7 separate regions of the Mus musculus genome follow, and all the other regions are linked to region 1. Evidence: chromatin loops called from intact Hi-C (ENCODE). Cell type or tissue: heart. All regions are shown on one strand. Links, peaks and the distances in the headings refer to the core of each region. The heading gives the core; the rest is flanking DNA.

Region 1 (4,355 bases), core at 128-4,127:
GAGGTACAACGTGGTTAAGGAGTCGAGTCCTCTTAACTGACAATGACACCTGGGAGTCAAGAGGACGAGGAAGATCTTACAAGCCTTGAAGGTCTCCAAAAGAATTCCTACCTTGCCAAACAGTCACACTAAAACATGTACCTCATTAATTTTGTATGAATCTTTTGAGGGCACATACATGTTTACGGTATGTGTGCTTTGTGCATACAGGGGACTGAAGAGGACACTGGGTCCGTGGCACTTAGGTGGAGTCTTGGATTTTTGTAAGCCATCATGTGGGTGCTGGGTTCTGATCCTGCATCCTTTGCAAGAGCAAAAGGCGCTCTCAACCACTAAGTCATTTCTCCAGCCCCTCTACCTCACTCACATTGGAAGTCTCCCAAGTTGTTAGCACCCCCCGTTGTGGTACCACCTAAGCAATGCTGCAGCACGCTCTGTTCTCCACGATTACAAAGGTTTCTTTCTCACTCCTGTTTCAGTTGTGAAGCTCCAACCGGGGACCTGGTGCTAAAGAGAGCCTGGATGTTAAGACACAAGCCTTGGCTAGGCATGGTGACACACAACCTGTAATCTCAGCACTTGCCAGTCTGGGGCAGGTGCATCTGAGTTTGAAGCCAACCTGGTACATATATAGTGAGTTCCTGGGCAGACAAGGCTATGTAGAGAAGAGAGATCCTGTTTTAAACTAAACCAAACCAAAGCCCTGGGATAGTGAGAAAGGAGCAACTACCCAGCTGCGAGGGGCTCTTTCACCCACGTTCTGATGGTAAGAACAATTTGTATGGTCAAGTATGAACTAAGGATAGGAAAATCCCTGGGCATATTAAAGACAGCCATATAGCAGGCTGAGCACTTAAATATGTACTCTATCAAATGCTCATTACTCTCTCCCCCAAGGATTAAACAAGTCTTTCTTCTCAGATATTTAGAGGCTCACCAGTGGTTTCTGTTTGTGCTCTCTTTAATGTCTACACTGCTATAGATGTTGATTTTCCTAAGCGGATGTGTGCCCTTTCTAAGCAAGTCGGCAATAATTACAACTCTGGGAGCTAGGAGGGGCAAAAGGAACACGGTAAGTAAATGTAATGTTGCAAATGCTCTTGTTGGCAGTGTGCTGGAGAGCTTGGGGGAAGTTTTAAAGTCATATACATATGTATGCAATCCTCCCCTGTGTGTGTATACATTTTCAGTGGAAAGATGGAGAATAGGGAGACAGAATGGTTAGCTAGATCCCAGGAATCTGGGGAGGTCAACCCATTTACATTTTTGAATGTTTTTCTGACCCAAAGTCTACACTTTCCTGTGCCTAGTTTAGGTCCCCAAAAGAAAGAAATAAAACAGAAAACACACGGAAGAAAGGTATTTCTTCTTCTAGTAACTACATATCAACGTGGTGTGGTCTTTTCACTTGTGCGTATTCACTGATGAAATCGGATTAGCTCTCTCTAGCGCAAAAACGTGAGCTTTAATAAGAAAAGGAAAAGGGGAAGCTGAGAAGCCGAGATAGCACAAAGCCATGGAGCAAGTAAGGAGAAAACTTACTAAGAGAAAAAACGGAGGAAGAAAAGACCCAAACAGGAAACTCAGTAACTTGAGGAAAGGGCTCTTACTGGTCCCCAGTTTACTGCAGGCCACTTGTCCCCAGTCTCCCGCAGCTGGTGCTGGAATGTGGAGGTCAGGCGCGCCCCCTGCCGGCCGGGAGAGGCGAGGGCGGTCGCGGCTCGGCAGGGTCCGGCACGCGGAGACCCTTGGGTGGCCAGGTCCGGGGATGGAGTTTGCAGCCGAGGCTGCCGGCCAGGATTTAGAAAGGCGTCCATTTCGGCCAGCAGAGTGGCGGCGTGGAGCGACGCGAGCGCCCGAGCGCATGTGGTCGGGCTCAAAACCCGGCCTGGGCGTCGCACGCCCACTCCCCAGCCGCGCCGTGGTTAGGGATGCTCGGTAGTGTTCTCTCCCACTTCACTGCCACCAAACGCGGTGACTACGTTTAGTTCTCTACTTCGCTACGCATCCTTGGGCGCCAACGTCGCCGACTAACTGTCCACTTTAAGGTCGGCCTTTCTCCCATGCAAGGCACCCCACGCCCCTGTGCACTCGCCCTCCCTGGCGCCCCAAAACCGTAGGGCCTCACAGGAACTACACAGCACGGGCCAGGGGAAAGCGGCGGTACCGGGGAAGGGGACCGGAAACCCGCGTCTCTCTTCCCGGAACCAGCTTCCACCGCCTTCTGCCAATCCAGCCTTTTAAGGAGGAGCTCCGCACAGCGACTGGGCAAGGCTGTGCGCTTGCGCGGCTCGGGTACCCTCCCGGAACCGTGAGTATCTACGTGGAGGCACTGCAGGGTGGCCAGCGGGCTGTGTGGGCGCCAAGCCTCCACCCGAGGGTCCGAAAGGAGTCTCTGCAGAGCCCTGCTCCCACCATGCTGGGTTCCCGGGACTCTTTCGTGGGCGCGAGGGAAGCGCATCTGTGGCCCCCGGGTGTCGTGCGGGACGTGCTTTTTGTCCCGCGGGTTGTCCGCCAGTATTGTCCGCTCCAGCCCCCAGGGTGACTCCATCCACTCTGCCGTAGGGAGCCTTCTAGGGTCAAAAGGCAGGGCGAACCCTTAGGATTTAGCAGAAGTACGCATTTGGCTCCTTTGTCCTAGCTGAACATGAGGATGTAGGTTGGCGGACCAAACAAACAAAAATGTGGGAGCTGGGTCCAGACAGATCAGGTGCCCAGGGCCGTCACTGTCACTTCGTGTACCGTTCTTTATGTAATGCCCAAGTAGTAACAGGAGCCTGTAGGGTGCCACAGTAGTTAGAGATTTCTAGGCGTTTCCTCCTCAGAGTTATTAGTTGACACCAATTCAGAGCCAATTTTCACTTCCCTCAAGTCTCGGAGGAAAAGCTGTTGAAGAAATTGGATGCACCTCAGTCTATTTCTTAGTTTGAACTTGTAATAACGTCAACAGCTTTTCCAAGTTACTTAAGTAAGATACAGCACTCAACTTCTGACTCTGGTGACACTCAGGATTCTTTTTGCATGACAGGTCTCAGCAGAGATAGACAGAAGAAATGGCCCTGGTACCCTATGAGGAGAGCGCGGCAATAGGGCTCCAGAAATTCCATAAGCCTCTCGCCACCTTCTCTTTTGCGAACCACACCATCCAGATCCGTCAGGACTGGAGGCAACTGGGAGTTGCTGCAGTGGTGTGGGATGCGGTAAGTCAGCACTGCAGGGCCTTTGAAAACATCCACAGTTGCAAGACTGTATTCTAAAAAGGAAATTGATGGCTTTATTGAGATATGATTCATATATAGTCTCCACCAATGTAAAGTCTGCAAAAACACTGGGTGGTTCAGCACATCCATGGTAGTACACCCATTACATTATTTACAGTTTTTCATGGTCCCTGCATCTCCTTGCCCACCAGGCATTCCCTTTGCCCCCTTACATACATTGCACTTTGCAAAGCTGAGGGAAGTGAAATGACTTAGTTAGCTGCCCAGTGAGGACCGGAAGACTGAAAAGAAAGCGTGGGCCTGACTGCTCTGGGCTCATTAAGTTTGTTTCTGAAAAAACACACAAAGAATGTGTAGAGTCAGAGTCCGAAACTGACGTCATGGTTTCAGTTTTTCATGGTTTGGAAAGATTATTGCTTTTCTGCTTCTTATGAAGAGTCTGTCTTCAGCTGTTAAATAAATGATTGGCTTAAAGACTTGTACTCCTAGGGTATAGCTCCGGTGGGGGCGGGGGAGGGGTAAAACTTATTGAGTTGTAAGCAAATGCTCAGCATGTGAAATTCCAAAACTTTCGGTGAAACCCTACCCGCTGATGCCCAGAACATGCCCATGGTCCCTGTGGGACAGTGACTCAGCGTCACGGCTCAGGCAGCTGTGAGCACTGAGACTCGTCCTTCTAGCATGGCTTAGGAACCAGACAGCCCCTTGAAGAAAATCAAAGATTCACGTCATTTCTTCCAGAGCAGTTTTGTAAACTTCATGGAGCTGTGCTGTGATCCAGGAGGAAATGAAGCTTTTTAGCTAAGCTGCCCGGTAGCTATCTTACTGCAGCAGCAGCAGCAGCAACTAAGTTCCTGTGCTTTGGGAATTGTACTTTTCAGGCAGGGAGGGAGGGAGAGGAGAGGGAGGAGAGAAGAAAGGAACGGGGAGAATAGGAGTATCTTCATTCACTGTTTCTTCCTGCCAGCATTCGGCATCCTGAAGCGACAGCTCTGCAAACGCTTGCTGACCTCAGTCATGTTCACATTGTGTTTTGACTCAGGCTGTCGTCCTTTCCATGTATCTGGAGATGGGTGCTGTGGAGCTCAGGGGCTGCTCTGCTGTGGAGCTGGGTGCTGGCACAGGGCTGGTGGG
Region 2 (4,355 bases), core at 278-4,277, 960 kb after region 1:
GAAGCTATGGGGAAAAAAAACAACTGGAAACAGAGTCAGGAGGACCCCTGGGGGTTGGTGGCAAGTCTAGACAAATGGGTCAGCTCCAGACTCTGTGAGAGACCTCATCTCAGAAAATAGCATGGAAGAGTTATTGGAGAAGGCATCCAACATCAGCCTATAGGCTCTGTGGTGTGGCAGGACTCAGGAGGGAGAGAGGGAAGGAGGGAGGGATGGATGGGGAAGACAAGGCATAAGGATCAAAGGTTGTCCCTACTACAAGAATTAAGTTCTAGATAGATGGGTTCTCATTTATGTTCTATACAAAATAAGTCATAGAAGACTGAGATGAGATGGTAGAAAAAGCTTTGTTAAAATTATCAACAAACTAGTTGTATTATCCACTCAGCCGTCTTTCTTGTAACTCTGAAGGTGATTTCAGAACATGAAGGAACACACTTAAGGGTAATTAGCATACTGTCCAGACAATTCCCTGTAACTGTCAACAGTGCTGCATAGTTCATCAAATAATCCTTATTAAAAACCCTTGTCTTTTCCATCTTGTACATTGTGTAACAAAGGGGAGTGCCTTCCCACTTAAAGTGTGCTGACTAATTTTCAAAGCTACACAAAAGTTTTGCAAGGCCAAGAAGGCACCCCTTGTATGTTTGTGGGTGCTCATTCTCTACTTGAATATCACCTGTTTGCTCTCCTACTGAAAGTGGCATAAGCTGTTCTTCCATTTCAATTGGCAGATACCATTGTCTAAAGTGCCTGGACTTTGACATCTGTGAGCTGTGTTTCTTATCTGGTCTCCACAAAAATTCCCACGAGAAGTCACACACTGTGATGGAGGAATGTGTCCAGGTAACATCTAAGGCAGTGTGGAAAAAAATTCCCTGCCCCCTTACTGTCCTTACAAGACATTACATTTAAAAACCGTTCCTTCTGAGCCGAAGGAGATTGCAACCCCATAGAAAGAGCAACAATATAAACTAACTGGATTCATTGGAGCTCCCAGGGACGAAACCACCAACCAAAGAGTATACATGGATAAGTCCATGGCTCCGGCTACATATGTCGGGCATCAATGGGAGGAGAGGCCCTTGGTCCTGTGGAGGCTTGATGCACCAGTGTAGAGGAATACTAGAGGAGTGAGGCAGGAGTGAATGGGTGGGTGGGTGAGCATCCTCTTAGAAGCAAAGGAGAGAGAGAGATGGGATGGGGGCTTGCAAAGGGGAGACCAGGAAGGGGACAACATTTGAAATATACATAAATAAGATAACTAATTAAAAAGAAACTTTTCTTCTTTCAGTTAACACTTAAGACACTGGAAAGGGCCGGCTTAACCATCAACTTTTCTCAGTGTAAAAGGGCTCCCGTGTGACAGAATAGTAGTATGCACTGTAGGAAAAAAGTCATAATGACTTTTGTTGTTTTTTTTTTTTATGATTGATACATGCCATGAGATTAAACATAAATGTGCTTTGTTTACATCTCAGGTTTTTATAAATGTTTTTGGGAACAAGAAAAGGCTTAATGGGCTACATTATGACCATTGATCTCATGCTATCTACTAGGAAACATCTGTCAAAGTTACAAGGAGCAGGCATTAGCACCTGGAATGGATGAAGAAGAAGAAGGGTGTTGATTTGCTGGAGATGACACAGCAAACCTTCTGGTTGTGGTCATTCTTTGTAAAGGCTTTAATACGACTTTCCCCGAGTCCTAGATTTCAAGTATCTCTTTTCTTTCCCTTTGGAATAAAAAGGAAAAAGAACTTAACTAGGTTTTTGCTGAAAAAGTAAAACTTCACAACTCTCGATTCTTTTAAAGAAAATCATTAGTAATCAGCAAGTGCATTTAAGTCTAAGAAAAAAGAAAAATACAAAAATACAAAAGCATTTTGCTCTTCTTAGGGGGGTGGGTGGCAGTTGGGGTGCCTGAGGAGTGAGAAAACATTGTCTTTTTTAACCACTGATTTCGGGTGAATCTGTACAACGAAGTTCCTCTCAGCATCACTGTAGTGAAGGCTGCAGTTGGATTGCTTTCACCAAAGGCAGCTTCCCAGTTCTTTCCGATTCTCTCTTCAAGATCAAAGTCCATCCAGGAAAAGCAGGCGCCTGAATTTTTCCAAATACGTTTCCTCTGGAGCATACACAGCCTTGCTAAACTGCTCCAGCTTTGCCTTACTTAGTTCATTGCTTCGGAATACCTTTCTGGCCCTGGAAGCCTGCGACTTGACGGTGTTATAGTGACACCGTGTGGTCATCTTGTTAATAGACTTTTATTCTTAAGAACTGGAGTCCTCAAATTGAATATGGTTGTTTCTTTTCCCTGAAGTTGCTTAGGTGGGCAGGATGGGTGGATTTAGGGTCACCCACTACCTACTGAAATTGTATACAGTAGCAAACTGGGGAGGGTGTTCCTAGACATGAATCCACAAGTCATCACCTTATTCTTAAAGGAACCCACATCTCCAAATGTTAGCAACCATAAACTCAGTCCGATGTCCCTTCTTACAGTTTTTAGAATCCCCATTCTCTTTAAGAAGCAGTTATTTATTGACGCAGTTGGGGAATTCAGCCTGGAGAGTTGTGCTACATGCAGGTTTATACATGAAGGGTATGAGGAAATTCTAGGAGCAAGGAAGATTATTTTTCCCAACCACCAACAATAGAAGAAATAGCTAGCAAAGCTTTGATAGTGCAGCAGGTCATTACCAATGGATAAGGAAAGATCAGGCTTGAACTGATCTGATGCTCTTTAATTTTTTTTTTTACTGGCCTGATTTTATGACTTTTATTCATTTGTGTGCGGGTGTGCATGTGTGCCAACAGCCAACACGTGGAAGTCAGAGGACAAGTTGTGGACACCAGTTTTTTCTTTCCACCATATGGATAGAGGGTCAAACTCAGGTGGTCAGGTTACCCAGTGAGCCATCTTGTCTACCCCTCAAGGGCACCTTTCAATATTGTTCATTTCCACAGATGTCAGCAACAGAGAATACAAAACTCCTCTTCAGGAGTCTCAGAAACAACCTGCCTCAGAAACGCCAGAGGGTAGGAGCTGTGGGGAGACAGTGGCTGCTGGACCAGCTGGCTTCAAGGGACTCAGCTAGCCACGGGCCAGCCAGGTGCGTAGTGTGGGTGCTGCTGACACAGCCAGCATAGATTACAGCCACAGGTTTTCTCTCTTCTAAGTTTATTTTCATTACCGTATGTTAATTATATATCATGGGTTTATTATAGTATTTTCATACACTTATATATTTTACCATTATTTGCCATTTTACCTTCTCTTGTCTCCTATTCGTCCTGCTACCCCTTTCCTTTTCCAGAGTCCTCTTTCTACTTTCATATCTTCCTCCTTTCATGTTTCGTGTTTGTTTCTTTCTCACCCCCCTCCAACCTTTAACTGAATATATAAATCTCTGGGAGGTGTGGGGTCTCCAGAACCTCTCTTCCCCTGGTCACGAAATGCTGGTGGGGCCAATCCTGAGCAGGTCTCCTGTGCAGATCGTCACCGGTGGCAAGCCTGGAAGATGGTGGTCCACCCCTCCACCCCGTTCTCTTTCTTTTAGATCCTTTCTGCTTCCACTTCTGTGATATTCCCTGAACCTTGGAGGAGGAGATACACAGGCTGAGAACTCAACAGCTACTAATTCTCAGTGTTTGGATCATTCGTGAGGCCCAGCAGCAGATGTTCAGCTAAGGCCTCTATGGAGGGCAAGGATGGGAAGAGGGTAAAGATGCAATTACTTTTTACAGCCTTTAGGTTTATAGAGAACTTAGAGGCAACAGTGCCACGTAGTGGCCACGAAAGTAATTGCTCTTGCAAGGCATCAGGGGCTTAGAAGATTGTTTGAGTAACTGCTCTGCAAGTGCTATTTGCACTTCAACACCGGTGAAACCAGACTTATGCTATAGATGAAATTTCTCATTCTTCTGTTCGACTGCCCTAAATGGTAAAGCGTCCCCTGTCATTAACCTCCAAATAATCATTACATTGTGTTCTGTTGTCTTGTCTTGCTTTGCTTTTTTTGGTATGAATTCAATGTGTGACCCAGGCTAGCCTCTTAACTAACCACCCATTTTATTTCACCTACACAGTGCTGAAATTACAGATGTATTCCCACCACTTCTGATGTAAACTATAATTTTTGGGTGTGTGTGCATATATATATATGCACGCACACACACACACACACTCATATAATATGTGTACAGATGCCCATGTGTTTTGGGGCACAATCACATGTCAATATGGAGGGCAGAGGAAAACTTCAAGTGTTATTCTCTAGACACTGTCCAAATTTTTCCTTTAAAATGTTGTATTTATTTATTTGCATGTGTATGGGGTTTTGTCTGCAGTGC
Region 3 (4,355 bases), core at 241-4,240, 390 kb before region 1:
ATCTTGCAAAGCACAAGACAGTGCCGTGAGCAGTAGTCAACAACAAGGGTTGTTAAGGACATGGGTACTTGTTTTTTTTTTAAGTTATTTTATGTGTATGAGTACACTGTAGCTGTCTTCAGACACACCAGAAGAGAGCATCGGATCTCATTACAGATGGTTATAAGCCATCATGTGGTTGTTGGGACTTGAACTCAGGACCTCTGGAAGAGCAGTCAATGCTCTTGACCACTGAGCCAGCTCACCAGCCGTGGACATAGGTACTTTTAATCATGCCCTTCTTTTGGCAAGTTTTGTCATGTCCCAGAGCATTGGTTCTCAGCCCTTTGAGGTCACATACCAGATATGCTGTCTATCATATTTACATTAAGATTCATAGCAAATCAACAGTAGTGAATTAGCAATGACATAATGTTGTGGTTGAAGATCTCTACGCCATGAGGAACTGTATCTAAGGGTCACAGTGCTAGGAAGGTGGAGAACCACTGTACCAGAGGCTTTCTGAAGCCACCACCCTCAGGAGACACATAACTACCCAACCTGCTCATCCCACATCACATCCATGTACCTGAAGAATCCCTTCCTTAAGTGAGAGGAGGCATTACTTTCACCTGCCCTTGAATCTTGGGTTAGCTTTTAAATTTACTATCTCTCCTGATGACCGCAGATGTATTCATGGGTTTAAGCACCATCTATGGACTGAGAAACCCTAAGTCAGTATCCATAGCACAGCTTTCCCAGATAATACTCCACAGCCTTGCTTCTATGTAAGGGACACCTGGAACTTGGTATTTTTCAAAACAGGCTCCCTTGTATCCCTACTACCTGCCAAATTTTTCCAGTCATGGTATTTGTAGACTTTATGAATGATATTCAGTCATTTTACCCAAAAGATTGGACTTTGTATATTTTTACATTTTACTTGTACTCAAGAGATCTGAGTAAAAAAAAAAAAAAAAATCTTAGAATGCATCAGAGATCTTTGTAGCTAACTTAGATACAACACAAACACACAGACTTTGAGGCAAAGCACCTACAGTTGGAATATTATCAAAACTTTCATTTTGATACTAACTCAAAATACCTATGAGTAAATTTAACATTGACTACAGAGAAAATAATAAGATATTGAAGACAAATACTAAGATTTGAACAAGTGGAAGAACATGCTTTCTACCGCTGTAGTAAGGAAAATTGCATACTGAAATAAAAATGTACATAAAGTAATATATACTTTCATACAATACATTTTATAATCTAGTAGTCTTGTCTTTAATAGGATATGATTTACATCAGACGTATACAAAACATTAATGAATAACAGAAAATTTACAAAAATATAATGGAATCTTTTTTCACTGGTCGTGACCATTCTCGGTTCAGGGGACTTATCTGAGTGGACATGAATACCTGACACCAGGGAGTTTAAGTTGCCTTTGGATCTATTTGTCATGCCCACAGCAAACAAGCCTTTGTGAGGTTAAAGAACCCAAAGCCTTCCCATAAATCAGAATGTCTGAGAACATTAGAAGGGTTGGTTTTGGTTTTGGTTTTGTCTTGTTTTTTGTCTCGGAGACAGGGTTTCTCTGAATAGCCCTGGCTGTCCTGGAAATCACTTTGTAGACCAGGCTGGCCTCGAACTCAGAAATCCGCCTGCCTCTGCCTCCCAAGTGCTGGGATTAAAGGTGTGCGCCACCACCGCCTGGCTACTTTTGTTGTTGTTGTTGTTGTTGTTGTTGTTGTTGTTGTTGTTGTTTTTCGTTTGTTTCTTTGTTTGTTTTAGAAGGTTTATTACATGAACACAGTTCCCTGAAACAGCACCATTGTAGGAAGCACGAGAAAACCACTAGGTGGCGCTAGAAACCTCCCACTATAGGCAAGCATCAACGCTGCTTTCCCACTAGAGGGAAACAAGTAAGTTTGGTGACCTTATGATTCATGCTCACTCCGCTTCTCACAGGGCACGGTCTGGAGATGTCTAAACTTTCCAGATATGTCTTGGTAATTTGGAGTTTACGTGAGAAAAAAATCAGTGACTGTTTTGTAAATGTCACAGCTCTGCTGCATAGAGATTAACATCCTGATTAATACAGCCCACCATGTGGGGGGTCAGCACCTGTTTTGGCAATTGGTATACCTGGGAAATGAATATAGATCAAGGAAAGCTGAGGCCTGGGTTGGGAGGACACATATTTCCATCACATTTAAATGAACCATAGTAAAGATATATTATAAAAATAGTTAACAATAATGCCTCCAATCAGAGAGCTAGATGCCCCAGTTTTGTGGGCAGGAACAATGGAACAAATTCCTCATGTCTGGGGAAGTGCCCAGGTTAATGTGACAGCGGGACCGCAGAATAAGTTACATTTATATATGAGAGCTTTTTAACCAGTCTTTGATTGGGTAGTGATATTACTTGTGCCTTTTGTGTTATTGGGTTCTGCACGCTCAGATTTCTCAAAAACCTACTTTTAATAAGGGTTCTCAAACGCTTCAACCCCCGCTTCTAGTCCACCATCCAAACGTAGGAGAGAAAGGATGGTAAATAGAATAAGGGTGTGTGGACCTGTTTAGAAGTTGTTCTTTGGGGCCATTCCAATCTCTGTGATCAGGGAACCAGCATTCCAGTTTGGTAGTATCAGGATGCCAAACATGAATCAGCGGCAGTGGCATCGCCTAGCAGAAACAGCCAGGCCTCTCTCTACCAAATCAGCACATGTCAGTGGGAGTGACCAGGACCAGCTGGGACACCAGAAGACGTTCCCTGCCATGCTTCTCTCAAAGAAGTGAAAGTCAGCAAAGACGTGAGACCAACAAAGTGTTACAAGGCTAACTGCGAGCCCGCTGTTACTGTCTGGTGAATCCTGTTGATACTCTCTGCAAACATCACATGTCCTCCCACAGGTCTTACCTCAGCAAAACACCATGTGAGTTTGTATCGCATCACATCAGGGCTCTGGAAATGTCAAGAAGAGCTACGTGGGGCCTTTCCTCAGAGTCTAGCCAGGGAGTCTGATCCATAACTGATATCAAATGTGTTGAGAACAAGCAAGAGAGACTTATCCTCAGTACTACCATTTTGTTTTCAGACTCCATTTAACGGACAAACTGAACTTAAGCTCTCAGGCCCTAGGGCAGCTGGGGACTCCCCAATAGGCTGCACAGCTTCTGTTATAAGGAAACAGTTGTCTGCGTCCAGACATCTCAAGGACAATGTCTCCACCTTGCTGGCAGGGTCAAACAAGTTCATATTCCCAGTCCCAGGGACCAACTTCCATCCTGATTAATGGAAACTCCCTCGCTCAGCCCCTCATGTCAAAATACAACCAGGCAATGCTATAACCCACCCTATTCCCCCATTGCTCTGTGGTCTTATTCTTTAAATATGCTGTATCCCTTCCAGATGATAGTCCAGCTGTTCTGCGGCCCTTATCGATTAGTAAAGGCTTGATGACAATAAATTTCTGTCATCTGCATTGACCTGGTGTTTGAGTTCTGTTGGATGCATGATGGATTTAGTGAGACCACAACTAACTGCGGTTACTGTGAAGCGTTGTGGAGACACAGGGCAGGAAACATGTGGGCTCCCCTTGATTAGGTATGAATTCTGGGAGGGAGATTTTCTATTTCGCTATAAGATAACTTTTGAGATGTTTCATAAAATATGCATGAGAATATAACAATAGAACAGAAGGACATTGATGCTGGCACCATGGCAACACAAGGGAGAGTGTGGTCCACAGTGGGCAATGTGGCTGTCAGCATAAAGGGGCGAGTGGAGGCAACAAGCAGACGGGACACTAGGAACGTAGAACCGAATGCCAAGAACTTCCAGATAATGAGGACCCGTGGAAGGCTTCTAGCCATCTTGGTACACTTGGACCGTGCCTCCTTATGGACAAAGAACTGGTAAAGAGGAGGAAGGGACCAAGCTAGACCAGGGAGCCTGGGAGCATTTGCAGAGAGTTAAGCCAAGGGCAGCGGCACTTGTCCCATTAAAAAGGAGGCAGCTGGCTCTAATTCCTGCCTCACAGTCTCAGGAAATGGAGTGTAGGGTGGCTAGTCACAGTTACTATGTATGTTTACGGTGTAGCACAGACCTTGGAAACAAAGTACTCCTTGTAGGCTCTTACAGCTTCTGAAGTTTCTTGTGTATTGTATTATTAGCCAGTCAGTGTAGTATTCTCCATTTCATAGATCAGAATTGAACTTTTCTTTAGTGTCAATGCACTACAAATAACCACTTTCTCACTTTTTAAAGAACTCAATTCTGCAGTTTTTGTTCCCATCATAATACGAACAAAGTTATTGAACTTTCTTCCTGGGAACCAAACTGACAATGAAGGCTTGAT
Region 4 (4,355 bases), core at 139-4,138, 83 kb after region 1:
CTTGCATATGGACAGAGCATCTCTGAAAACATGTGGGCAACACTGGATGACACAGAATATAGGATATGTTGCTATAACTTATGTTTTACACTATAACCACAAAAATAATTAAAACACAAAACTGAAAATACAAAGACTCCTTTTCAGCTCACCAAGAGTGTTCTCTTTCCTTTGATTGTTTTCAAATGACAAATAACTGTTCCCAACAGTTCCTTAAGCATAAAACCAGTAAAATTCCTCGTTGGATTTGTTGGTCTTTCTGGCCAACTGTATTAAACACAGTAAGTTTGGAGAAATTATGACATCTTTGGGAAGTCCCAAAGGTAAGAGGTAAAAACTAAGATGAACAGTTAAACTCACCCTAGAAAAAGTACTTTCTATTTATCTCAAAACCCCCAGGAGTATATGCTATTATTTTAACTTTACAAGTGAAGAAACTGAGGCAGAGATAGCAGACAGTGTCCCATGGTCACAAAACTCCCCAAGTGCAGGCATGTGACAAGACTAGCAGTTTCAAACCCACACTCGTGATTTCCCAAACCAGATAGACGATCTTTCAATGTACTGCCCATCACTATATGTGTTAAATATTCACATCACCAGTGACTACTGTCAAGTATTCAGCGGGGCAGTCAAGTTCACACATGCATGAGGAATAAACTGCTATAATTATCTATTTTCTGATATCTATTATATTCTTAAGCTAAGATTTGAGCTCTATTTATTCAAAATAATGAAGCTACCACTAGAAGTAATACAGCAAGAAAGATGCTCACACGAATGTATAACAGGTGAGTTTATATGGCTGTATCTGCTAACGTATTTGTAATAAACATTTTATATCGTATAAGCACTGTCACAAGTAAACAATGTTCTCTATTGTTTTAAAAAAGGCATATGAGATTTAAAAAAACAAACCCAAGGGCTTTACAAGTGACAAAACTACTTCTCTAAGAAAACTAAAATCCCTATGAGTATCTGAGGGTAGGAAAAAAGAATATTATGGTCTGTTTCTTCAGGCCCTTGTGTGAAATTCTGTTCAAAAGTGTTTAACACTAGTTTTAAATTCCAAAGGAATGCTCACTTAGTATTCATTAGGTAAGTTTTTGTAAATAATTCATTAGCTTTCTAAAATACATAGGTCCATCAAAAATAAACAACTAAAGGAGAGGAAGGAGGAAGAGGAGGGAAGCACACCGTGCTAGAACTTTCACTGACCTCTGCAAGAGAGAACTGTAATTTATTGTCAGGTTCCAGGTGAATGCTTGAAAATTAATGCACACAAAAAGTGTTCCAAGTTTCACTTGCAATTGCTGAGAATCAATTTGATTCTCCATAAAAGATCCCATAAATAAAACCTAAAGTATCTTTTGGTCAACACTGAAGAAAGGACACATAGGAATTTTTTTTTATTCTCACAGGGGAAGAATCATCCTCATGTATCATCACTATTGGCTTGTAGAAAATCTTTTGAAAAAACTATTTTATCATCAACATTACCATGTATAGAGTCTTCACTGTGTGGAAACAAAATCATCTTCTCAACCCTATGGAAACAACTCCTTCTATTGCATCTTAATTTTCTTAACAATTGCAAATTGGAGTGCTAAAGACTAGCAATGTAACTTGTCAAGTTTCAGAGTCCTGACGCATAGAAAAAAAATCAAACACAATGGTTCTATTACCAATCAATATTTATTCCTAACCAAAAGCCTTGTATGGACCAATCACAATTCAATGGTACAGTAACTGGTTGTATTGTAAAAGAAACAAGCAACCCCCCCCCCCAAATATATAAAAAACTGTGCACCTTTCAAATCAACTAAAATTTTGGGCTTTGCTTTTCAATTGGGAAATGATCATCAGGGCACAAGATTTCAATAGATGGCCCAAAGGTATTTTGTGCTAGATCTTTTGAAGGCAGATGTGGTGCAAAACTGAGGCTAGGATCAAACTCTTAACTTTGAGAAGATATGGCAGGTTTAAATAGGTCATACTGCAATGCCCTTTAAAAATGTCTTTGGATCTTTAAGGTGTCAATGACTTTTGACAGTCCCCTTTGCAGATGTTCTAGGTGAAGGAAAAAAAGGAACACCACAACCCCTGCTGGCTTAAACTGCCATCAACCTCAGGCTGGGATTACCTACGGCAATATACAAATAATGGATAGTTTCAATAACTATTTTTAGAGTGAGAATTATATCAATCCTCCATTAAAGTTCAGACAGAAGCGTGTGAGGAGCATGGCAGAGGCTAAGGGGAGATACGGATGACTCAAAAAACCTTGGCAAGACTGCCTCCCTTCAAATGACAGAAAACGAAAAGTACCTTCGCTAATACTAATTTCCCCTTCGATAATTTCTAAGGGTTTCAGAATGATTGACCTCAAGTGATCATTATCTTAGTGGAAAGGGTTAAAACCGAAACTGTTTTCAAGCACCAGCTTCCCTTTTACAAGATCCCAACAGTTTCTGCAAAAAGTTATTACATGTATGTTTTCTTAGCACCTCTTTCCTTCCCAAAAGAATGCATTCCCAGGACTACTGATTCGTTCTTCATCTTCAAAGCCGAGGGGTGAGGGAAATAGTAAAAAAAAAACAAAAAACAAAAACAAACCAAACAAAACAAAAACAAAAAACCCCAAACCCTTAAAACAGCCTAGGGCAGAAAACAGCATTTTCTCCGACCGCGTGGGAGCCGGGGAGAGGGGCAAGAATAAAATACAGCACCAGAGAAAACCTTGGGTTTCGAACTTTATTGCACAAAGAGCGCTGTAGAGGAAAGCAGGTCGGACGTTGCGGCTCGCCGAGCGGGCACCGCCGCGAAGGCGGCAGCACCTTCACCTCCTCTGCCCTCAACTGTCTCCTTCTTCTTCCTCCTCCTCCACCCCCCACGGGCACCCAGGCGGCGGCCCGGGCGGCCAGCCCGGCACAGCCGGGGCGAGCGAGCGTGCGAGCAGGCGGGCGGCGGCGGCGAGGAACGGGGGGCGGCGGCGGGCGGCCTCCCCCGGGGCGGCTCCGCTCCGCGCCGGCTCCGGCTCCGCGCCCGGCACGGCCGGGCCCGGCCCGGCCCGGCGGCGGGAACGCGGGCGCCAGCTTGCCGCGGCCGGCCGCCCGCTCGCTCGCACCCCGCCCCGGCCCGGCCGCCCCCCGCCATGAGCGCCGCCGCTGGCTGCAGGCAGAGTCGCTGCCGCCCGGCCGCCGCTGGCTCCAGTCCGCCGCCATTATTCTTTGTTCGCTGCGAGCGGCGGCGGTGTTGTGGGGCTCGGGCGGAGGCTCCATCTTTACCGCGGCCCCTCCTGCGAGGGGAAGGCCCCGAGCGCGGGTGTCCGGCGCCTCCCCGGCCCCCCTCTGTCCCCCCGGCTCTCTCCGGCTCCTGCCTCCTCCTCCTGCTCCTCTTACCGGTGGTACAAGCTCCTCCGTCACTGCTTTCGTTCGCGGCCCGGATCTCGCTGGAGTTTTATTCTCTCCCCCACGTAACACACCGCGTCAAACTACACCTCCGCCGCGTCACTCACCAACACTCCGCTTCTCCCAGCCGCCCGGGCCACAGGCAGCAGCAGCCGCCGCCGACTGAGGAGCCGCAGCCAGGGAGCCAGCCAGCGCCGCCCAGTGCCGAGTGCGCAGCGGCCACTCACGGAAACAGCCGAGCTCGACCCGGAGCCGCTCGACAGGCCCCGCCCCCGCGCTACTGGCGGAACCTGCCGAAGGCCTTCGGCTACTTCCCGGCGCTGCGAAGGGGTTGACCGGGGAAGCTGGTGTAGGCGGTTTGAGACCCGCTCTGGAGGCACGATCCGAGCCTCACTGTGGCGGGTGGAGGCTTCGGACGCCAGCTGAGGAGATTTGGAGGAAGCGGGGTTTGTGTGTAGCCAGATTTGGGGTGGTGTGGGGATTCCCGGGGTGGCGGGGACTTGCTGGAAACCCCCGCGCGGTCTGATCCTGCGGCGGAAGCAGACCGCCCGGGAACTTTGACGCGCCGCGAGGGCCCAGAGCCGCGCGGACGGCGCTGGAAGGTTGGAGACGCCGGCTACCGGCCAGGGGAGTCTGCCGGGCCGGAGCTGGTTCTTTGCTGGGAAGAAAGCTATGGCACAGGTGGCATGTGGGGATTCAGCTCCGCTTTGCGGCCAGCCAGAGCCCCTAGGTACTGGGTACCGTCCTCCCTCTGAGGCTGGAGAAATGATCAGCCATGCTGCTCTCAACACTTGAAACAGATCCCCACCCTACCTGCCCGCGACATCCTGTGCTGACTTTTCTCAGCCCTTTCTGCAGCGGTGGCACGCTGCTGCGGCGTGGCTTCCACCGTTTGCACCCCAGAACTTGACAGTGTGACTTCCGTAGCCTCAAAGCTACCGCAAC
Region 5 (4,355 bases), core at 115-4,114, 370 kb before region 1:
TGGTTTTCCAGAACATATTAGAAACTTTAACATGTTTTTTTTCACAGTAGAAAGGTCTCAGTATTTACCACAATGGGCAGTCACTGCCAGTTAAATGTCTTTGTGTTAGCTTGCTCTCTGTTGCTGTGGTCTATGATCTAATACTCTGGTCAAGCCAGCTTAAGGAAGGGAAGGGTTAATTTAGCCACATTGTAGTCCATCACTGAGGTAAGTGGGGCAGGAACTGAAGCAGAGGCTGGCCCTGAAGGAACATGGTTTACTGGCTTACTCAGCCCTCTTTCTTAAACAGCCCAGAACCACCTGCCCAGTGGTGGCTTCACAGGGACCTTCAATGTCAGTCATCAACCAGGAAAACTGCCCACAGACTTGCCTCACAGGCATTTAGACAGAGGCAATTCTTCAGCTGGCATTCCATCTTCCTGGATGACTCTAAACAAAAACTACCCAGCAAAACATGGAAAGAAGGCACTAAAACAAAAAGACAAAATAAACTGACAAAAACAACAACAACAACAAAAACCCACCACAGGATAACTTAGAAGATTTTGGGAATCTCTTCAGAACTGTAATTTCTTCGTCAAGAATTCTGAAGATTGGTGTATCAGGAGCAAGCAGACACTAGTACAATGCCTGAGACATTCTGCACATAGGTCAGATAGGTGGGGGGAATGGCTGTTGCTGTGTGATCTATTTCCACTGCTGTGATAAAACTCCTTGTTTTATGCTGTGATCAAAAGCAATTTAGAAGCCAGGCATGGTGGCACATGCTTCTAATCCTAGCACTCAGAGGTAGAGGCAGGAAGATCTCCATGAGTTCAAGACTAGCTTGGTTCCTTCACATGGCAAGTTGCAGGTCATCCAGAGAGTGTCTGTCTCAAAACAAAACAAACAAACAATGACTTAAGAGAAAGAAAGGCTGTTGTTAATGCTTGCAACTCCAGGCATGGTCTAATATGTAGGGAAAATCAAGGCAGTAGGAACTTGGAACAGATCACAACATCACATCATTGTCAAGAGCAAAGAGAAGTGATTGCACAAATGCTCATCTGCCTGCCTGCACTCAACTGGACTTGAGCAACTCTTACAAAGCTCAGGCCTCCTGAATAGGGAGTGGAGCCACCCACACTGGGCTGGGTTTTCTCAAATCACTTAAATTAATTAGAACAGTCTCCTGCAGGTATGCCCACAAGCCAAAACCAGTTTAGACAATCCTTCATTTGAGAGTCTACCCAGGTGAATCTGGGCCCCAAACCAATCTATTGCTGAGAACAACCAAATGAAAGAATACTACTCAGGTTCCATGCCAGCGGGGAGAGTTTGAAGGACCCTGCGGGTGTCTTTGCTCTGCTGTTGTTCCATTACTATGGTTATTATAGCACAGTAAATCCCAGTATAGTAATAATGAACACTCATGCTATCTGAATGGTTCCCTGGGTGATTTTGAAACCCTGGTTTTCCTATACATATTTAGCATGAGTTAGCATTAGAAAACTTGTTTTTTGTTAAAATTGAGATTTAAATGTTGAGCTGGGGACAACTGACAGGAATTTATGCCAAATCATCCCTTCCAAGAATAGGGACTGTGTTAAATATAGGAAGGAGTTTTGCAGCTTATCTTAGCATCTAGCAAGGTCAGGCTCTACCAGGATACCTGCTTTTATTACTCCTTTAACTATTCTTTCCTATCTTTCTTATCTTTTTCATGTAAGGCTCAGAAACAACGTGCTCAGTTCTATAAGAAATAAAGAAAAATAAAAGAGAGGCAGGAGTTCTTCCAAAAAACCCAAGATCAGTTCCCAGCACCAACATCAGACAATTTACTGTCACCTATGACTCCAGCTCCTGGGCAGTCCAGTGCCTCTGGGCTTGGCAGGAATCTGCACTCATATGCATAGACTTACACATCCATATACGTAGCTAAAAATAAAAATAAATAATCTAGCCATGGTGGCAGACATAGATGGATCTCTGTGTATTCCAAACCAGACAGGGCTAAATGGTGAGACTCTTCCTCAAAATAAAAAGAAACAAAATAATAATTAGTGTTACATATTTTCACTGGAGTTGCGATAAACTAACTTGGAAAGAACTGACATTTCTCAAGTCTGATAACTGCTAGATATTTCAAATGAACGCACACACACATGTGCATTGGAATCGCAGAACCCGATCCGAGGATTAAATTGGAAATCACAAACCTTACTCAATCCTTTCAGCACTTAGTTTATAGATGATGTACATTCAAATCATTTGTAGAACAGAGTGAGTCTCCAGCTTCAACAAGATAACCACCTACAGGGGGCGGCATGCACTTACGTAGAGGATTGCAGGCTGTTTCACAGCATTTCATACAGCATTGTTTAGGTGCTCAGCTCTGCACCACAGAGATTACAGCCTAAATACCCACAGGCACCACGGAAACGTTGACTCATGACAGACATGCAGCATGTCACTTAGCACAGCTGGCTTCCTGACATACTGTCCCCAGGCATCCCAGTAGCCTTCATTCCCAAAATTGTTCACAGGAGAAGAAAGGATTAAGATGAAATCATAAATTCATTCCACAGGTATATGTGTTGAGTCGTTCATATAAGTAAAGAACTACTTCGAGAAAGGGTAATAAGAAAGACCACAGTCTTCCTTGCACAGTTTGCCTTCCAGAGACAGAGACAAAAGGCAAACTCATTAAATAGTATATTATAATTTCAGCTCATGATAAGGAGCATAAAGGCAAAGGAAGGAGAGGAGGCTCAAGATGCTATTTTCAGTAAGGTGTGTGTGTGTGTGTGTGTGTGTGTGTGCGCGTGTGTGGGGGGGAAAGCCCTCCTGCAATAGTGCATTTGAGCACACTTGCATGCTGTGGGAAATTAAAATAATTGGTGGTAGATGTATGAATAAAAGAACACAAAACAAGGAGAGTCCTTTGTGCAGGGTCTATGTACACACAGGGGACATCTGGAGAGCAAAAAGTATCATGGAGATCCACGGAGCAGGAGAAGAAATGGGAGAAGAGGCAGGTCAGCCATGTCTACACAGGGTAGGCACTGGAGGTGAAAGGAATTTGCTCTGCATTCTGCGGAAAGGATGCCTTTTTAGCCGGGATAGAGTGTGCATGGTCTGATGGACGCTTTGCATCTGGCTGCCATGGTGAAAATGGGTGGGAGTGAGGGTCAGAGGGAGAGATGCATCGAAAGCCATTGTGCTGCTTATATAAGAGATATTGCGGCTGAGACCCTGAGACTCTGAGACCCTGAGATGGAGGGTCTGATGTGGAGGAAAGGTAGGAAGTCAAGGAATGACAGATGCTTTGGAAAGACAATGTGAAGAGTTGCTGGTGGGCTGAATTCTGGCATGAAGAGAAGAGAAGAGAAGAGCCACGGGTAGATGGTCTTTCAGACTTGGAGAGTTTGGAGCAAGAGAACCCCTTAATCAGGACAGACTTTTCCCACTCAGTTTCACTGTCTCGGCATAAGCTCTATTTTCTGTTACTATATTCCTCCCATTCCAATCAGTCTTGTTTCCAGGAAAATCTTTAAGATGTATAAAAATTTGTAGTAAGTGCTCATTGGATCCTTTCTCAAGGTTTCAAGCACTAGCTTTCTGTAGCAGTGATTAAAGCAATATTAGTGTTGAAATTAAAAGGCCTTTGAGGCTGGAAAGACGGCTCAGCAGTCAAGAGCACTGGCTGCTCTTTCAGAGTACCCAGGTTCAACTCCCAGCACCCATATAACTCGAAACTCTCAGTAACTCCAGTTCCAGAGGATCTGACACTCTCACACAGACATATATGTAGGTGAAACACCAAGCACATAAAATAAGAATAAATAAGTCAGTAAGAAAGCTGATGGGTCCAGTTGATTTGAACTATAATCAAGTAGAGAGAACAATGCCAAAAGACAGTCGTTCCCAGTAGTTCACACTTGGAGCTGAGGTGACCGTCTAACTAGCAGCAGGTTCTTCTTTGCTTCCCTGGTTGGCTGAGTTTCGTGTTACACCCAAGCCCTGGAGGCATCTTTGATTTAGGATCATAGTACCTTCCCTTAGCGTCTGCCCACAATGCTCCAGGGACCTTACCCCATGTGTGATACTGTGGTCTGCCTTGCATATTGTTTATTTCCAGAAAGTGTCCCATAATCCCCTAGGTGCAATTGATCATTGGGTTTTGTTTGTAGACCTATGAAAAGTCGTTTGTTTGTTTGTTTGTTTGTTTGTTTGTTTATATTGGATATTTTCTTTATTTACATTTCAAATGTTATCCCCTTTCCTGGTTTCCCTCCCTCCCAGAAACACCCATCATATCCTCCCTCTCCCTGCTTCTATGAGGGTGTTCCTCTACCCACCCACCCACACCCACC
Region 6 (4,355 bases), core at 75-4,074, 93 kb before region 1:
CAAGCTCTGTAAAAGCCAAGCTTGGGACCTTGTGCCTTCTGCTATGTGTCTTACAGCTTCTCCGTGCTCACACTTTCTGCTAACATTATAATAAGGGTGACTCATTATTCTCCATATGACCAGGATACATCATCCAACTATGCACTAGTAAAAGATACACTTATTAAACATTTGCACATTTATACAATGAGTACAGTGTTTAAGAGTTCACGGAGAGATACAAAACTCTATTACAATGAGACACCCTTAGTGTAGTGCTGTAGAGCATCAAAAAATCTGAACGCTTTAAAAATAACTTTCCGTCAAATGTATATGTGTGAGAACTGGTTTCTTGGTTCTTTAAAACAAACTGAAAGAAAGACAGAGAAACAAGGAAATCTATTTGTCTTTCTACCAAGACCTACATTAAAATTTATAGATATGCAAATGAAATATTTTCTCTCAATTTTACGTAGGAAAGTCATTTGAAAAAATTATGCTAACAAGATGGCTCTTTGCTGTGATTTTTTTACTGTCACAATGGGAACAGACAATTGTGACACTGTTAAACAATCTATAATGCATGCAGGAGATACCACAACAAGAAATTAGTTAAATTATTAGGATCAAGTTTGAAAAATTATGTGCTGGTTTCAATGTATATTTTTACATTTTAATATATATAAACCAGCAAGTTTAGAATCTTCAAACAAGGAACTCTATTATAATAAAGATTCATTTCAGGACTGTAATAAAGGCATGCTATAGCATACTATTTGGTATCAGCAAGGTAATCAGCTGGGATAGGAAGTTGGATTTAACATGCTCACCTGTTCTTTATGTGGTAATATATTGCTAAGGTCACACTGTGAAAGGAAAAAAAATATTTGAAGCAATTTGTTTTCTCATTTTCAAGCAGGGCTGACTTCCCGGGAAGCCCTGATGTCCTGCAGTTAGAACAGTACCATTCTACTTACAGTGCTCTGATTTCTTACACAACTAGACAACATGATTTTAGAAGACATATGATTTCTGTTGACTATGGCCATGTAAAAATGCTTATCTATCCCTCCTATCATTTGCCCTTCTACCTATAGAATCTTTTGTTCTGTGCAAGTTGCAGTATTTGTACATATGTTTAAACTTTAAACAGTAGGAATTTCGGATTAGGTCTCAGATTGCAGATGATATCCATTTAACACCACAGACCATTAGCTCCCTAAAGTAAGTAATGAAAAGTTCTGCATATTGAATAAAAGCATTTAAAATCACTTCTGTATGATTATTAGTAGCAAACTTAGTAAATATGAATGAGTGCCCACAAATCTGCTGATAAGACTAGCTACCCTGAAGTAAGTAGTGCTTTCAGTATAGCACAAGGTATAGTATTAATGGCAGGTATTCCGAATTAGTTTAAGTGAAATATTAGTAAGTAGACACGACCCTTTAGACACTATATTACTTTACTCCTAAGTTTGCCACAGATGATGTAAACTAGGGAACAAAGGGTTCTATTTGCCATCTGCCCATACCATCTAAAATGTAAAGTGAAAATGTTTGAGGGAAGGCAAATCTGAATTTTAGAAGTAGTTGGATATAAATTTAAAAATTTGAACTTTGTAACATTATTGGCATAAAAGATGGATACTTCTACAGTGCTTCAGTTTTACCCTCAGACTGATTTTTAAAATCACACACAAAAAAAATTGGTTCTGAAAAGGACACTAAGACTTACACAACAGTTCACCCAACAACCACTTTTATAGAAAAGGGAGGGGACCAATGTTTAAAACTCATGAATCTAAGGTCCCACACCAGGTGGGCAGGCACAGTTCTTTATTTTCATTAAGCAGTGGCTCCTAAACTTTGCCTCACACCAAAGTCACCCTGATATAAGATTAGCTCAAGGCATTCTGATAAACTGGCATTGGTTTAAGTCTAAGGTAACAAGTTCCCAGGGTGACTCCACTGTGCTGAAAAGGCTGGGAAGGGGTTAAGGAAGATCAAAGGACTTGCTCAGCCACTTTCTGCCAATGGCATTAATGCCTCACTCCCATCTCCTTTCTTAAAGTCATCTGAACTTATCTATGAATTGAAAGGAAGGCAAAACTGAAAAAATGCATGTGCTCACAGACACGGGTTTTTTCATTTATTTTATGTATGAGAATTCTATCTGCAGGTACACCTGCATGCCAGAAGAGGGCATCAGATCCCAGTATAGATGGTTTTAAGCAGACAATGCTCTTAACCAACGAGGCATCTCTCCAGGCCATATTTCTCTTGTCTTAGAAACAAAGTCTCATGTAGCTGAGGTTGGCCCCTAACTTGCTATGTAGCTGAGGATGATTTGAAACTCCTGGATCTTGCCACCTCAGCCTCCCAATTGCTGGGAATGCAGATATGAGCCACCATGTTCACATGCAGGCATGTATACTGAAAAAAGTTGTATGAGTCAAAACAGTTTTTTTTGTTATTGTTTTTGTTTGTTTTGTTTTGTTTTTTGATACAGGGTTTCTGTGTAGCCCTGGCTGACCTGGAACTCACTCTGTAGACCAGGCTGGCCTCAAACTCAGAAATCCGCCTGCTTCTGCCTCCCAAGTTCTGAGATTAAAGGCATGCGCCATCACTGCCCGGCTAAAACAGTTTTTTAATTTCCTCGAAAATCATGCGTTGTTGCCTATGATAAACATTTTTCAAAATTTGCTTTAATCTTTTTGGTAAATGTTTACTTCACCAAGTAAATTTACTGACTTTTAAAATATAATTAAAGAAAACAAATTAAAAACTGTACTTTCAAAAGTAGATTCCTAAAAGTTAGACTACATTGGAATTGGGAGAAGGGGATGAAAACTATTGGTGTGACCAAAGTTACTCTTTAAAAATATACAAATTGCATATAGGAACATCAGAATTATTTGAGTTCAAAATGATCTGAGGACTCTAATGAAACTTCCGTTATCTTTTTAGTCTCACAGATTGAGGCTTTCCTAAAAACCCACACCCAGGAATTATTGAACAGATGATTAACTCAAGACCCGCAGAGGTGGGGCTCAGTTTTTGCTGAAACACAATTTAATCTCAACTGTTGTTTTAAGTGTGAAAGGAAAGATAAACTACAACACATGAGAACTTGCAGATTTTAAATGAAGAAATTACTGATAATTGGCCAGTTTTTTCTAAAGCTAGGATATTAGAAACAAAATTAGAATTATAAGCTCATTATGAGTTTTAGACTGAGGAGTAAAATTAGGGATTAAAAGCATTAGCACTCTAAAATCAAACATTTCCCAAACTATGTTAAATAAAAAAATCAATAGTTAGAAACCAAGGAATCGGGTTCCCTGGGAAGCTCCAACCCTGCGCTCTTCTCCTGTCACTGTCGCAGGAGAACTCACCTCCGACTGTAACCTATGCACGGGGCTGCTCCTGTACTATGGTGCCAGGAGAGGACAAACTACTCAGAGTAGTTTCTGAAACAGTAAGCATTGTTTTAGGCCTATAACTGATCAACCTGGACACATCTATCACGTTCATCAGTGCTTTCACAACATAAATGCACCTGACAGAGGCACATTTTCCCTGGGATTTCTTGTTTGCTAACTGGCTCTCCTTTCCACCATGCAGTCTAAGATAAAATGGAAACTGAAATTTTACACTTAGTCCCTTAAAAATCAGTATCTAATTGACCCCAATGTCTTAAACTTTGTCTTAACATGACAATCAAACGACTGAAACGACCAGGCATGGCTCGGGTGCTCTAGCAGAGGGGTCTGTTGCTCAGCGCTGGCAGCCTAGTTGTACTCACCATTTTATTGTGGTTCTAAGGTTAGGCTGGCTGACTGTGCTGTCATCTAGAAATATTGTTGAGCATGAGCTATACTTTTTAGTAAGCTGCCCTGGAGATACCTGAAGGGGAAGGGAAATAGAAGAGAATGTCACGGTAAGTTAAACCTATAAAATGTGTTTTCTTTTTCCTTGGTTAGAATGTCAAATGATAAAGCATTAAGGTATTTACTTCTACAGTCCAGGAGTGAGTGCAGCAGCATGTGTGGTCCTGCAGGGAACCAAGCAGGCTTTGAATGTCCACAAATCACATTGGAGAGATGTGCTATAGAAGGCTGCCCTCAGTATGGTACCTACCAATCAAACCTGCCAAGTTCCTATTACAAACTTCCTTTATAAACATTATACACTGTTAAGTAAGGTTTCGGTATTTTCTCTTAAACAAATGGCAGCTTTCTACTTCTATACAGTCACTATAATAAAACATAATGCCTTGAATACTGGCATAAGAGCATCTTACTCTAAGAAATACAAGGTGAATAATAAATATCTTAGTGGCTAGAGTTGGTGTGCCTGTTGCCTACAAGCCAGAG
Region 7 (4,355 bases), core at 253-4,252, 73 kb before region 1:
TACATGATACTGTGCTGTAATCCCTCAAGAATTATAAAAAGGTCCTATTTGGACTCTCACTCAACACTACCCATATACTGTTTGTAAATCCAGAGGCTTAACTTACAACATTGAAACTGGACAGTTTTCATAAACACACACTCCACTGTTTAAAGATACAATTACCTTTACATTCTTTTACAACATTTGACTATTACAAAAAGTTACAAAAGTGTATCGATCATGGGCCTTAAGTTATTCTAAAGGAACTCATTTGTAGTGAAGCCAACAAGCCAATGTAGCTTAAACATCTCATGATACGTTGTCTTATAGATCTGTAGCCTTCATTCAATAACCACACTGCTATCTAGAATTACTTTTTACCCAATTCACAGATTTTCAAAAATTTTATAATTATAAAACACCAAGTATTTCCTCTTCTCCCTCCTACCTACCCAGCCAGCTCACCCTGCAATGGATCAGTTTTCGAGCTTCAACTTTCTTAGCACCAAGTAAGAACCTCCAGGCTGAAGGTGTGCAGGGAAATGGAGCCATAGAAACAAATATTACAGGCACCCGCAGGGGGCTGTCTTCTTAAATCCCAAACCTTTACATTACTAATTTAAAGCTAAATTTAAGCTTTTGGCTCCATTTAAACGCCCAATGAACAATCTCTCCCCACCCTGCTTCCTTTGGAAGAGGTAAAATAAATGAAATTTGTTAAATGGCGATGTATTTACCAAAATGATAATTTTAAAGCAAGCAGAACTACTCCTTGTTAGGGAGGGGAAGCAGTACTTTTCTGAAGCCTGGAAAGAAACTAACATCTTTCACAGAAGTCTCCTCTTTCTGTGTTCCAACTATAACTGAAAGTAATAAAGCAACCTTTATTATTGAGGCTACTTTCAAAATCCTACTTAATACCATACACATTTTGGTGGCAATCTCTACTTGAACGTAAATAAGAAATCTTTAACCATGCTGAATCTAGATTGCTCTAGTATCAGTTACTCAACTCGTTCAGAGCAAGAGGAACATTATGCTCTTACCTTACGTACCATCTGCCTAAGTAAGGACAGAGAGATGGGATGGCTATTCTGAGGTTAGGGGTACCTGGGAGTTTTATTAAGAAAAGGGGCAATTATAGTCTCTTGAAGTCTTAAGTTCCACTGGACGGTACACAGCAGTACAAAGAGGAAGCGGTGCCGGGTACAGGGTCCCGGGTCAGAATGAGAGAATGGGAAGAGTGAAGAACTGGGCGTAGGGGTGGGAGAGAAACTGGCCAGACGTGGCCGAGAAAGAATAAGGGGTGGGAACACGAGCCACAGCCCTCATTCCCGGTGTCCAGGCCTGCGCCAGGAATAATCCCGGCAGGAAGGAACCCGAGGCGGCGGCCGCCTCCCAGCGGGACCCAGGGAGTCGGTGGAGGCCAGAGGTGCGCCACGGCCCGGACGCGCCCGCTGCCTCCTCACCTTCGGGCATCTCTCGGTCACTGATGTGCTGCAGGTGGTGGCCCTCGCCGGCTCCGAAATCCAACTCGGCGGGCTCCACGGCCGCAGCGGGCGCCGGCGCTACCGCCACCGCGTCCCCGGCCGCCGCCTCGTAGACCTCGGACTCGTAGTCGGGCTCTGCCGGCCCCGCGCGCCGGCCCAGCTTGGGGCTGGCATTGGGGGACACGCAACAGGTCAGCGTGTTCCCCATGGGGAGCGTCCGCTCCGCTCGGCCGACGCCTGCGCCTCCGCTCGCCCCGGACTCCGCGCCCGCCCCCTCCCCCAACAATGGCGCGGTCGGCGCCGGCAGCCCCGGGCAGAGCGGGGCTGCGCCCGCCCGCACTCGCCGCCGCGCCCGCTGCGCGCCCGCCCGCCCCGCCGCCCAGCCCGGGGCAGGGCTCCGGCCTCGGCCGCACCCCCGCCGGCTCGCCGCCGCCGCCTCCCCACAGCGGACTAGTCTGCGAGGGCGGCGACCAGCCCGGCTTATTTAAAAGGGGTGGGGACCCGACAAGCGCTGGGAGACGCAGCCACTGCGGGCCGAGAGCGCGGCCGGAGCTCCTCCTCCTTCCGTCGCCGCCTCCGAACTGAAGGCCGCTAGCCGGCTCCTGCCAACCGGAACGCGCTCCGCGGTCACCTGGTGACGGGTAGCCAATCAGACCCGGACTTCCCTCCACGCACCCGCCTACGGCCCAGGCACGTGACTCACAAAGCCCCGCCCCGTCCCTTAAGCTGAGCCGCGCGAATTCTGGTTTCCATTCATCTCGAGCTGCGCCGAGTCCGGCTCCTACTGGGGAGCTGCGGCAGTTTGTTACTCGAGGCCGCCCTTCAAGGCGGGCCCCGAAGGTCCGGCCTGGTGAAGAGTTGGTTTTGTCAGCAGTTTGGTCTCTCCATGTTTGACAGCTTCCCTTTGCTCACCCAAGTAAGTTGCACTGGACTTAGCCGGTTGTATATGGCTAAATGCTCTTCTCCTGTCTTCCCAGTGTTACGTTCTCGCTTGCAACTTGGCCATAGCAACCCCGGGGCTCGCTCCTTACTCTCAATAAAGAGTCGTGACTGTGTCTTGCATGAAACCCGAGGACACGTCACTCTTCAATTTCCTCGTACGTCAAATAAGGACCAAACTCTCGGTTCAGAAAAGCTGGGAGCCAGCAACTCCGGTTTCGCTTGTTTTCTGCCATCACAAGACAGGAGTTTCCAGACTTTGTTTCTTTAACTAGCAATGCAGAGAACAGTTTTCTCCCACAAAATAGAGAACCACACTGTGGGGTGCCCACAGTCCTAAGTGATGGGGATGGTAGAGAGCAATTGACCTTTAGCATGCACCAAGTATTGCCAACCATGCCAACCGAGCTCCCTTAGCGCTAAGTCTAAAGAGCAGTCCAATGTTCGATCTCCCAGATTTTACTGATCGGTGGCAGGGTAGGGGGAGCATGCAGAAACTGAGTAACTTTCTCAAGGTTACATGACAAGGTTACTGCTCGTGTAGGGGCCAGAATAGTCTGGATTCCAGGTTTATCTCCGAGTACCTGTGAAAGGAAGTCACGGTTAGGGAAAATGACAGAGACTGTTGGTGCTTGGTAGTGTTCATTTTAAGGAAGAGCAATCTTTTCACTTGGGGATTTTAAATATCTTCCCTAATTGAATCTTCTCGTTCATTTCTGTTCCTGAAGTCCAGCAGTCCAGGCTCCCAGTAAATTTAGGCAAATGAGAAGCAAAGATTTGGAGAATCTAGCTGTACGAGTTCACACTGCTGCTCTTGGAGTACAAACACAAATATCTGACCCCAAAGTCAATGAGGTCAAGAGTTTAGTTGTTTTCTTTTAATGTATATATTTATTGTATTTGTATGAGTACACTGTGGCTGTCTTCAGACACATCAGAAGAGGCATTGGCTCCCATCACAGATGGTTGTAAGCCATTATGTGGTGGCTGGGAATTGAACTCAGGACCTCTGGAAGAGCAGTCAGTGCTCTTAACCGCTGAGCCATCTCTCCAGACCAAGAGTTTAGATTTTATACTGGAAATAAGTGTTGAACATGAAGTTCAGAAGTCATTGTCATGTGTATTTAAGACTATGTTATTCTGGACAGTAAGAAGGAAGGGAAGAAAGGTCTAGTTAAGGAAGCCTAGTCTTTTCCTAGGAAAGAAAGACAACTCCAACAAAGGGCACTGGTGACTAAGTGGACAAAGAACTTATTTCCTAAGTGAAATAGGAAGTACTTACCTATTGGATATGGAGGGAGAACAGAAGTAGAAGGCAAAAAAAAAAAAAAAAAAAAAAAAAGTCTAAAGTTCTGATTTAGAGGGTAGGCGGGTTTTGATGCCGCTCCCCTAGACAGATAAAAAGAAGAATAAGTTTGGAGAAGAAAGTTTTTGACATTGTTAAGTGTTGTATGAAAATGAATCCTGAGGGGAGAAGAAGGCAGAGGGTATATAACTAAAGAAATTTTCTCTTAAGATGGGAGAAAAAGCAAGATGAAAGTACTTTAATACTAAAAGAGTAAGAGCCCATGAGCACAACACAATTTCAGACTTCGAAGAAAAGGAGGAATTAATAAGTGATGTCCCCAAGAAGGCAGAAATATCTGGGAGAGGTAAGCTTTGGGAAGCAGAAGCAAGCAGGGAGAAAAGACATATGTGACATGGAGACATTGCTGGTAGAGAAGTTTCGGGAAAGTTCACTTCATGACCCCTGTTTTCCTATAAGGTTACAGTTTGGAAAATAACTGGGGGAAATGGAAGTATGAGTAGAAGTTGTTTGTATCTCCCAGAAATTATATTATATTTAATGAAAACCAAATGCCATTTTACTGGCTAGTTTTTTGTCAACTTGACACAAGCTAAAGCCATCTGAGAGGAGGGAGCCTCAGTTGAGAAAATGCCTCC

What was found. Peaks named below come from ENCODE experiments on the same cell type or tissue, not always from the same donor. Only the 100,000 strongest peaks of a DNase experiment are listed, where the experiment ranks them.
Region 2: a loop joins it to region 1, with 2.8 times the contacts of the local background. A loop is called at or near these places in 11 of 42 quality-filtered maps.
Region 3: it touches region 1 in a loop (3-fold over the local background); 11 of 42 quality-filtered maps call a loop at or near these places.
Region 4: it touches region 1 in a loop (4-fold over the local background); 10 of 42 quality-filtered maps call a loop at or near these places.
Region 5: a loop joins it to region 1, with 9 times the contacts of the local background. A loop is called at or near these places in 12 of 42 quality-filtered maps.
Region 6: a loop joins it to region 1, with 7 times the contacts of the local background. A loop is called at or near these places in 27 of 42 quality-filtered maps.
Region 7: a loop joins it to region 1, with 6 times the contacts of the local background. A loop is called at or near these places in 29 of 42 quality-filtered maps.

The regions. Positions count from the first base shown.
Region 1 is chr1:64,615,118-64,619,472 of GRCm38, reverse strand. Mettl21a (methyltransferase like 21A) reads left to right here and starts at 1,709. Exons shown (of 3, transcript NM_025964.4): 1 at 1,709-3,200; 2 at 4,264-4,355. The coding sequence starts at 3,054. In heart, for the core only: no CTCF peak of the experiment used is centred there; DNase peaks (open chromatin) are centred at 1,692 and 2,252; H3K4me3 peaks cover 1,972 bases; H3K27ac peaks cover 1,952 bases.
Region 2 is chr1:63,657,630-63,661,984 of GRCm38, reverse strand. It overlaps Dytn (dystrotelin), which reads left to right. Exons shown (of 15, transcript NM_001081658.1): 9 at 735-846; 10 at 2,970-3,115. Among named protein-coding and RNA genes, the nearest start is that of Dytn, 27 kb to the left of the region's middle. In heart, for the core only: CTCF peaks have their summits at 2,245 and 3,799; no DNase peak of the experiment used is centred there; H3K27me3 peaks cover 675 bases.
Region 3 is chr1:65,007,873-65,012,227 of GRCm38, reverse strand. No RefSeq gene overlaps it. Among named protein-coding and RNA genes, the nearest start is that of Gm24788, 8.6 kb to the right of the region's middle. In heart, for the core only: a CTCF peak has its summit at 1,863 (motif pointing right); no DNase peak of the experiment used is centred there.
Region 4 is chr1:64,532,067-64,536,421 of GRCm38, reverse strand. It overlaps Creb1 (cAMP responsive element binding protein 1), which reads right to left and starts at 3,618. Exons shown (of 9, transcript NM_009952.2): 1 at 3,402-3,618. In heart, for the core only: CTCF peaks have their summits at 2,126 and 3,548; a DNase peak (open chromatin) is centred at 3,561; H3K4me3 peaks cover 2,631 bases; H3K27ac peaks cover 2,094 bases.
Region 5 is chr1:64,984,316-64,988,670 of GRCm38, reverse strand. No RefSeq gene overlaps it. Among named protein-coding and RNA genes, the nearest start is that of Gm24788, 15 kb to the left of the region's middle. In heart, for the core only: a CTCF peak has its summit at 2,294 (motif pointing right); no DNase peak of the experiment used is centred there.
Region 6 is chr1:64,707,908-64,712,262 of GRCm38, reverse strand. It overlaps Ccnyl1 (cyclin Y-like 1), which reads right to left. Exons shown (of 10, transcript NM_001097644.1): 4 at 3,785-3,885; 5 at 810-845. Among named protein-coding and RNA genes, the nearest start is that of Ccnyl1, 19 kb to the right of the region's middle. In heart, for the core only: a CTCF peak has its summit at 2,175 (motif pointing right); no DNase peak of the experiment used is centred there.
Region 7 is chr1:64,688,497-64,692,851 of GRCm38, reverse strand. Ccnyl1 (cyclin Y-like 1) reads right to left here and starts at 1,507. Exons shown (of 10, transcript NM_001097644.1): 1 at 1,452-1,507. The coding sequence starts at 1,461. 2810408I11Rik (RIKEN cDNA 2810408I11 gene) reads left to right here and starts at 2,193. Exons shown (of 2, transcript NR_038009.1): 1 at 2,193-2,388. In heart, for the core only: a CTCF peak has its summit at 2,020; DNase peaks (open chromatin) are centred at 1,401 and 2,011; H3K4me3 peaks cover 3,115 bases; H3K27ac peaks cover 2,230 bases.